Linked DNA regions of Homo sapiens: region 2 is linked to region 1. A link is a contact called in ENCODE Hi-C or POLR2A ChIA-PET data. All regions are on one chromosome and are shown on one strand. The core of a region is the stretch at or near the end of the contact, and the rest is flanking DNA. Distances in the headings are between cores, read along the strand shown.

Evidence for each region. A loop is a pair of places that touch in the nucleus more often than their neighbours do. ChIA-PET counts read pairs that join two places held with the same protein, here RNA polymerase II (POLR2A). Pooled maps may share reads with other maps.
Region 2: a loop to region 1 is called in a map of OCI-LY7, with 4 times the contacts of the local background. The contact joins the enhancer-like site here to the promoter of H4C16 in region 1. A Hi-C loop is called at or near these places in 1 of 168 maps with a recorded cell type or tissue (OCI-LY7), 5 of 37 single-sample maps with no recorded cell type and 6 of 50 pooled maps. POLR2A ChIA-PET finds 5 or more read pairs at or near these places in 3 of 52 experiments (A549, OCI-LY7 and activated B cell).

Annotation. Positions count from the first base shown.
Region 1 is chr12:14,769,730-14,772,639 of GRCh38, reverse strand. H4C16 (H4 histone 16) reads left to right here and starts at 1,509. Exons shown (of 1, transcript NM_175054.2): 1 at 1,509-1,920. The coding sequence starts at 1,556. The coding sequence ends at 1,867. It overlaps LOC105369669, which reads left to right and starts at 1,983. Exons shown (of 3, transcript XM_047429947.1): 1 at 1,983-2,740. The coding sequence starts at 2,487. RefSeq lists enhancers at 1,697-2,026, 1,691-2,287, 2,288-2,883.
Region 2 is chr12:14,155,878-14,158,787 of GRCh38, reverse strand. No RefSeq gene overlaps it. Among named protein-coding and RNA genes, the nearest start is that of GRIN2B, 180 kb to the right of the region's middle. Within about 2 kb of position 1,512, at least 2 of the 41 ENCODE cell types and tissues checked have a DNase peak (open chromatin) inside an H3K27ac peak, as active enhancers do; they include OCI-LY7, where a contact is called at or near this core.

The sequences.
Region 1 (2,910 bases), core at 260-2,759:
TCAGCCTCCCGAGTAGCTGGGACTACAGGCGCCCGCCACCACGCCCGGCTAATTTTTATGTATTTTTAGTAGAGATGGGGTTTCACCATGTTAGTCAGGATGGTCTCGATCTCCTGACCTCGTAATCCGCCCTCCTCGGCCTCCCAGAGCGCTGGGATTACAGGCGTGAGCCACCGCGCCCGGCCCCATTACAATAATTCTTATCTCTTCAAGATCTGATAGACTTTTCCTCTTCCCTCTGAGTCAAATATTAAAATCATGAGTGAAGTTCGACCATTCAGGACTTTTTCCAGCCATTCAAGACAGTGTTCCAACTCTTTTATCTTTAACAAAAAGTAAAAGAAAAATAAATACCTTTTGGGTTATGAAGATGGGCATGGATTGAAACAAATGTAAACTATAGGCATTTATAAATATAACAAAATTTTACCATAAAGTCTTCCTGCTGTAAAGGCTTATCTTCAAGACCAGGGACAAAGAAGCCCCACTTACTAAAATTCATTGCTCAGAATCCTAATTAACTACCTGGGAAAGACTTATGACTCATCCTCTAAATAACAGCTGCTTTTTAACACAGTAAAACCTTTAGAGAAGACAGGGTCCTGACACCTTTGAAGAGCGGTGACACCTTACAGAAACTTTCGTTTTTGTTCAGGGATTCTCTTGAGAAAGGAAGGGATTCAGAACCTCCTGAGGGGATTTGCAGTAGAAATCATTATTCCAAGTCATGATTGTGGCATCCATTGTTTTACAAGAACTTTGAATTTTTAAGTGGAAAATGTGAGATGAGAACCTGAGATTTGAATGACATAAGACATTGACAATATTTCAACTAAATAACCACAGGAAGTTACTTGGTTGAAAAGCACACAGGCTCTTGCAGGGCAGGAAAACCTGCAAATTGCGCAGAAGCAGCTGAAAGGGGAATGGCGGGGGTCGGGGGGAGGTGGGGGTGGAGTGTAGGTGGGGGACGGGAAGCTGCACTTTCTTTTTTCAATTGAAAGAATTTTAATTATCTGCAGGGCCGTAAAAGAGAAAAAAGTCCTCTCCCCCTACTATGTCTTCAGAAGACCCACGTGTGAAAAATTTTAAATTTTAAGTAATTGCTTTGAAATCTCGGATGTAAAGCTTTTCAGGTTTTTATAGAGTTTCATAGTAAGTCAGGAATTCCGTTTGAAAAAACAGAAGGAGGGAGGGACAGAACAAGGAACGTGCATAGGATCTGGCCTACTTTTATTTAAGCGCTGAGAAAAGGCAATATAAATTCTTTTAGCTCATACTGTTTTAACTTTAAAACGTATCACCATGAACCTTTCTCCAAACATCAGAAAAAATTTTCCCAAAAGAGCAAACAACAAAAAAATCAGGCTGGTTTCGCTGACTGCTTCCTGGACTTAACAACTATAGCATGTCTCCAGAGGTGGGGCCTAGAGCTCCGCCCACTTTTTTGATGTTTTCAAACAGGTCCGCATCGAGAGACTATAAGCCCTGGTCTGCGACTGGCAATCACAGTGGGCAGCCCGATTTTCTGCTGAGTAGGCGCTGTGATTTCAGAATGTCTGGGCGAGGTAAAGGTGGCAAGGGGCTGGGTAAGGGAGGCGCCAAGCGCCACCGGAAGGTGCTGCGGGACAATATCCAAGGCATTACAAAGCCGGCGATTCGCCGTCTCGCCCGACGTGGGGGCGTCAAGCGCATTTCTGGTCTCATCTACGAGGAGACCCGGGGAGTCCTCAAAGTCTTCCTGGAGAACGTGATCCGTGACGCGGTGACTTACACGGAGCACGCCAAGCGCAAGACCGTCACGGCCATGGATGTGGTGTACGCGCTGAAACGCCAGGGTCGCACCCTTTATGGTTTCGGCGGTTGAGCTGTCCCCACAGCTTCTCTACAGACTCCAAAAGGCCCTTTTCAGGGCCCCCAAACTGTCACAGAAAGAGCTGTTAACACTTCCTAGATAACGGGTAAATATCAACCCTTTGATGTCGCCTTCCGGATACCGGAAATGGGATATTCGCGGCCCGAGCATCTGCTCGGGATTAGACTTGGCGGGCACGGGGAGAACTAGACCTCAAGGAGGGGGTTCCGCCTGTGCTTAGGTACGACCCTGGAGGTGCCGCGCAACGCAGTAGTGACCTCCCAAAATCCAGACACCGGATTTTGTTTAGAAGAGTGCTTGTACAAAGCCCTAGTGTTAGAACTGGTCATGGTCTTCTAAGCGGCCGAGTCGTTGGCCCATAAGCACGTATCGGATGGCTTCCATGTAAATCAGGGCTTAGGTGACTTCCTGCTGGCCTTCAGGGGTGAGCGTCACGCGTCAAGGGCGGTTCGTGCGTGTGCAGGGCTTGCTAAGTCGCAGGAAATGGGAGGTCGCAGCACGCCGCTACCTGCAAGCCCGAAAGCTGAATGCAGCTCTAGTGTGGCGCGTAGTCTTACTGGGTACTATTTTACTTAATCGCTGACGTTGAGTGAGAGGTGACCAAGCTCAGATGCTGAGATTAAGGCGGCCGGGCGAAACTCGCGACACCCTGCGATTCCCTCTTAGCCAGCTGCGTAAAGTTGCCTACGCCAAGCGGGTAGCGTCCTGCTCGGCCACCTGGCGGCGGGCGTGGAGTTGGCAGGCAGGCAGTGGGGGTCACGCCGGCATGAAAGGCCAGATCACCTGCAGGTCGCCAAGTTGCCGGGAATCCCCCGCTCCGAGCAGTGTCATGCCCATCACAAATAACCCTATCGCAGCCGGGAGGTAAGCCCTGGCTTCCGAGTAAAGGCCCTGTTCAGAGCAGCCTGGGGGTCTAGAAGGGAAACGGGTGGCGGGTTAGGTTCTAATAAGTTCAGTGAGAATGTAAGAGAGACAGCTGTGGGATTACCAAGCGCGTGGTCCTACCCGGTACTCCCGGGGTGTAGTGAGGGTCT
Region 2 (2,910 bases), core at 263-2,762, 610 kb after region 1:
CAGCTCCCTTAATGGTAGTTCAGTCTGATTTCTTTTACTTTGGTCACTTTGGGCTATTCAGAATAGTCTTGTTTCAGTTTGTGAGCCCTAGTCCTCTTCATTTTAAAACATTATCTTAATCTGTTCCTGCTGCTATAACAAAATACTGAGAGTGGATAATTTATAAATAACAGAAATATGGGCAGGCGCAGTGGCTCATGCCTGTAATCGCAGCACTTTGGGAGGCAGAGGCAGGCAGATCACAAGGTCAAGAGATTGAGGCCATCCTGGCCAACATGGTGAAACCCCATCTCTACTAAAAAATACACAAATTAGCTGGGGATAGTGTCACGTGCCTGTAGTCCCAGTTATTCGGGAAGCTGAGGCAGGAGAATCGCTTGAACCCAGGAGGTGGAGGTTGCAGTGAGCCGAGATCACGCCACTGCACTCCAGCTTGCTGACAGAGCAAGACTCCATCTCAAAAAAGAAAGAAGAAAAAAGAAAAACGGAAAAAGAAATATATTTTTCGCAGTTCTGGAGGCTGGGAAGTCCAAGACCAAGTTGCTGGCAGATTTGGTAGAAAGTAGAATTGCTCTGAGAATGTATTCAATAAAGAGTTTTAAATTTAGTAAAGGAGAAACAAGCAGAAAATTTGAATATTAAAATAAGACAGTTGCTTTTGGTGACGAATTACTTTGTATATACTGGTTAAACATTTTTGAGAGAGTGGAGATTCTACTTTCTACAGTAGCAACACAAATAAGCTCAAATAACCTGCTTTATTAGATTTACCACAAATAACAACATATCTGCTCTATTTGGCCAGAATTGTAGGTTTGTTATCACAGCAATTTTCTTAGTGTTATATATTTTTCAGTGGATGTTTTCCAACATGTTCTTGGGTTCACATTATAGTACAACATTACTCAGTTTATAAGCAAATTGAGAATTAATTATCTACATTTTATTTAAACAACAGTCTTGTAGATGTGTAGTATGAGTTACAGTAGCCAAGACAGCAAATCCTACAACATTCTGTTGTCTCATTAATTACCAGACATCATCTATACGTAACACCAAACAAATCTCTCAGATTTGATGTCTGGTAAAATTTCTCTCTCTGCTTTCAAGATGGTGCCCTGTTGCTGCATCTTTTGATGAGGACAAACTCTATGTCCTCACATAGCAGAAGAGAAGAAGGGGCAAACTCACTTCCTCAAGCCCTTTTGTAAGCACAAAATCTCATTCATAAAGGTGAAGTCCTTATGACTTAATCACCCTCCGATGGCCCCACTTTCTAATACCATCACCTTGTGTATTAGCTGCTAACATATGAATTTTGGAGGGATGCATACATTCAAATCATAACAAACATCTGTCTGATGCTTAATTCAAAGCTCTCTCACTCCTCTCTCCAGTTCAGGTTTCAGGGGCCTAGAGGAAGGGAGTGAACCCTCTTTAATTATCAGGCCCAGTGAAGCATTGAATTGTGACAGTGTGTGACAGCAGTCATGTTTCACTTCCCTTTGAGCTAAATCATTTCATCTTAAAGCCACCTGCTCTGTGGGCTCTAGAGTAACTGATGCCAAGTAGCCATAAAATGCATTGCACTGGACATCATAACTCATACACTGTAGTTCAACAACGTAAAGCCAATCACTAACCAATGTTAATTCCATAAATCAGTGAGAATTCCTGTCTAACAACTTTGTATCTGCCCACTCCTTCTCCCCTTTTGCCTTTAAAAACCTGCTTGTAACAAAGACTAAATAGAAGCACTCCTCAAGGCAGCTTAAATGTGTGTCCCAGGTAGCCATCCTCAACCTTGGCGCAAATAAACTCTCTATGTTAATTGTGCCTTTATTTCTTTCTTTAGGTCAACAGGGTGGCTGTCATCACCTGCTCTTTCCATCTCCCTCCTTCCTCCATTGCTTACCTCCCTGAGACTGAGTCAGGAACAAGGCTGAGGGATGCAGATGGTGGCACCTCCCCACGTTTCTTTTAATCATTCTCACTGTCTGGCTGGTTGCTTGAAGGGTAGTGGTTTGCCACTGGTAGTACTGGGAATGACTTTAGATGCTCCTGATAAGGCTCCATCCCAGGTGCTCTGTTGGCATTGGTATTGAGGACATCTGTCCTCCAAGGTTCCCTACTGAGGGTCTGCAGCAAATTGTAGAATCCATCTTCTGCATGCCTCAGGAAACAGAGACCCAAGGGAATCATCTGTGCCCCTCCCCCATCGAGCTATACCCCTGAGTCCTGCTCCTTGGTGCTCCTTCTCTTGCTCTGGGGCAGGTCAGCAAGCCCAGTGGCCTTAGGCGGTGGCTTCTTCTCCTCCTCCTCCTCCTTCTCCTTCTTTTTCTTCCTCCTCTTCCTCCTCCTCTTCTTCCTCTTCCTCCTCCTCCTCCTTCTTCCTATATGTTTGCATTATTTAATTTTTAAATTTTAACTTTTATTTTAAATGTGGAGGGTGCATGTGCAGGTTTGAACCCAGGTTGTGAGCATAGTAGCCAATAGGTAGTTTTTCAACTCACACACCACTCTTCCCTTGCCTCCCCTCTCTAGTAGTCCACAGTGTCCATGTTTGTCCGTGTGTGCTCAATGTTTAGTTCCCACCAATAAGTGAGAACAAGTGGTATTTGGTTTTCTGTTCCTGCATTAATTCACTCAGGATAATGACCTCCAGCTCCAACCATGTTGCTGCAAAGGACATGATTTCATTCTTTTTCATGGCTGTGTAGTATTCATTCCATGGTGTATATGTACCACATTTTCTTTATCTGATCCACCATTGATGGGCACCTAGGTTGATTCCATGTCTTTGCTATTGTGAATAGCACAGTGATGAACATACCAGTGCATGTGTCCTTTGGTGTAATGATCTACTTTTCTTTGGGTATATACCCAGTAATGGGGTTGTGGGGTCAGATG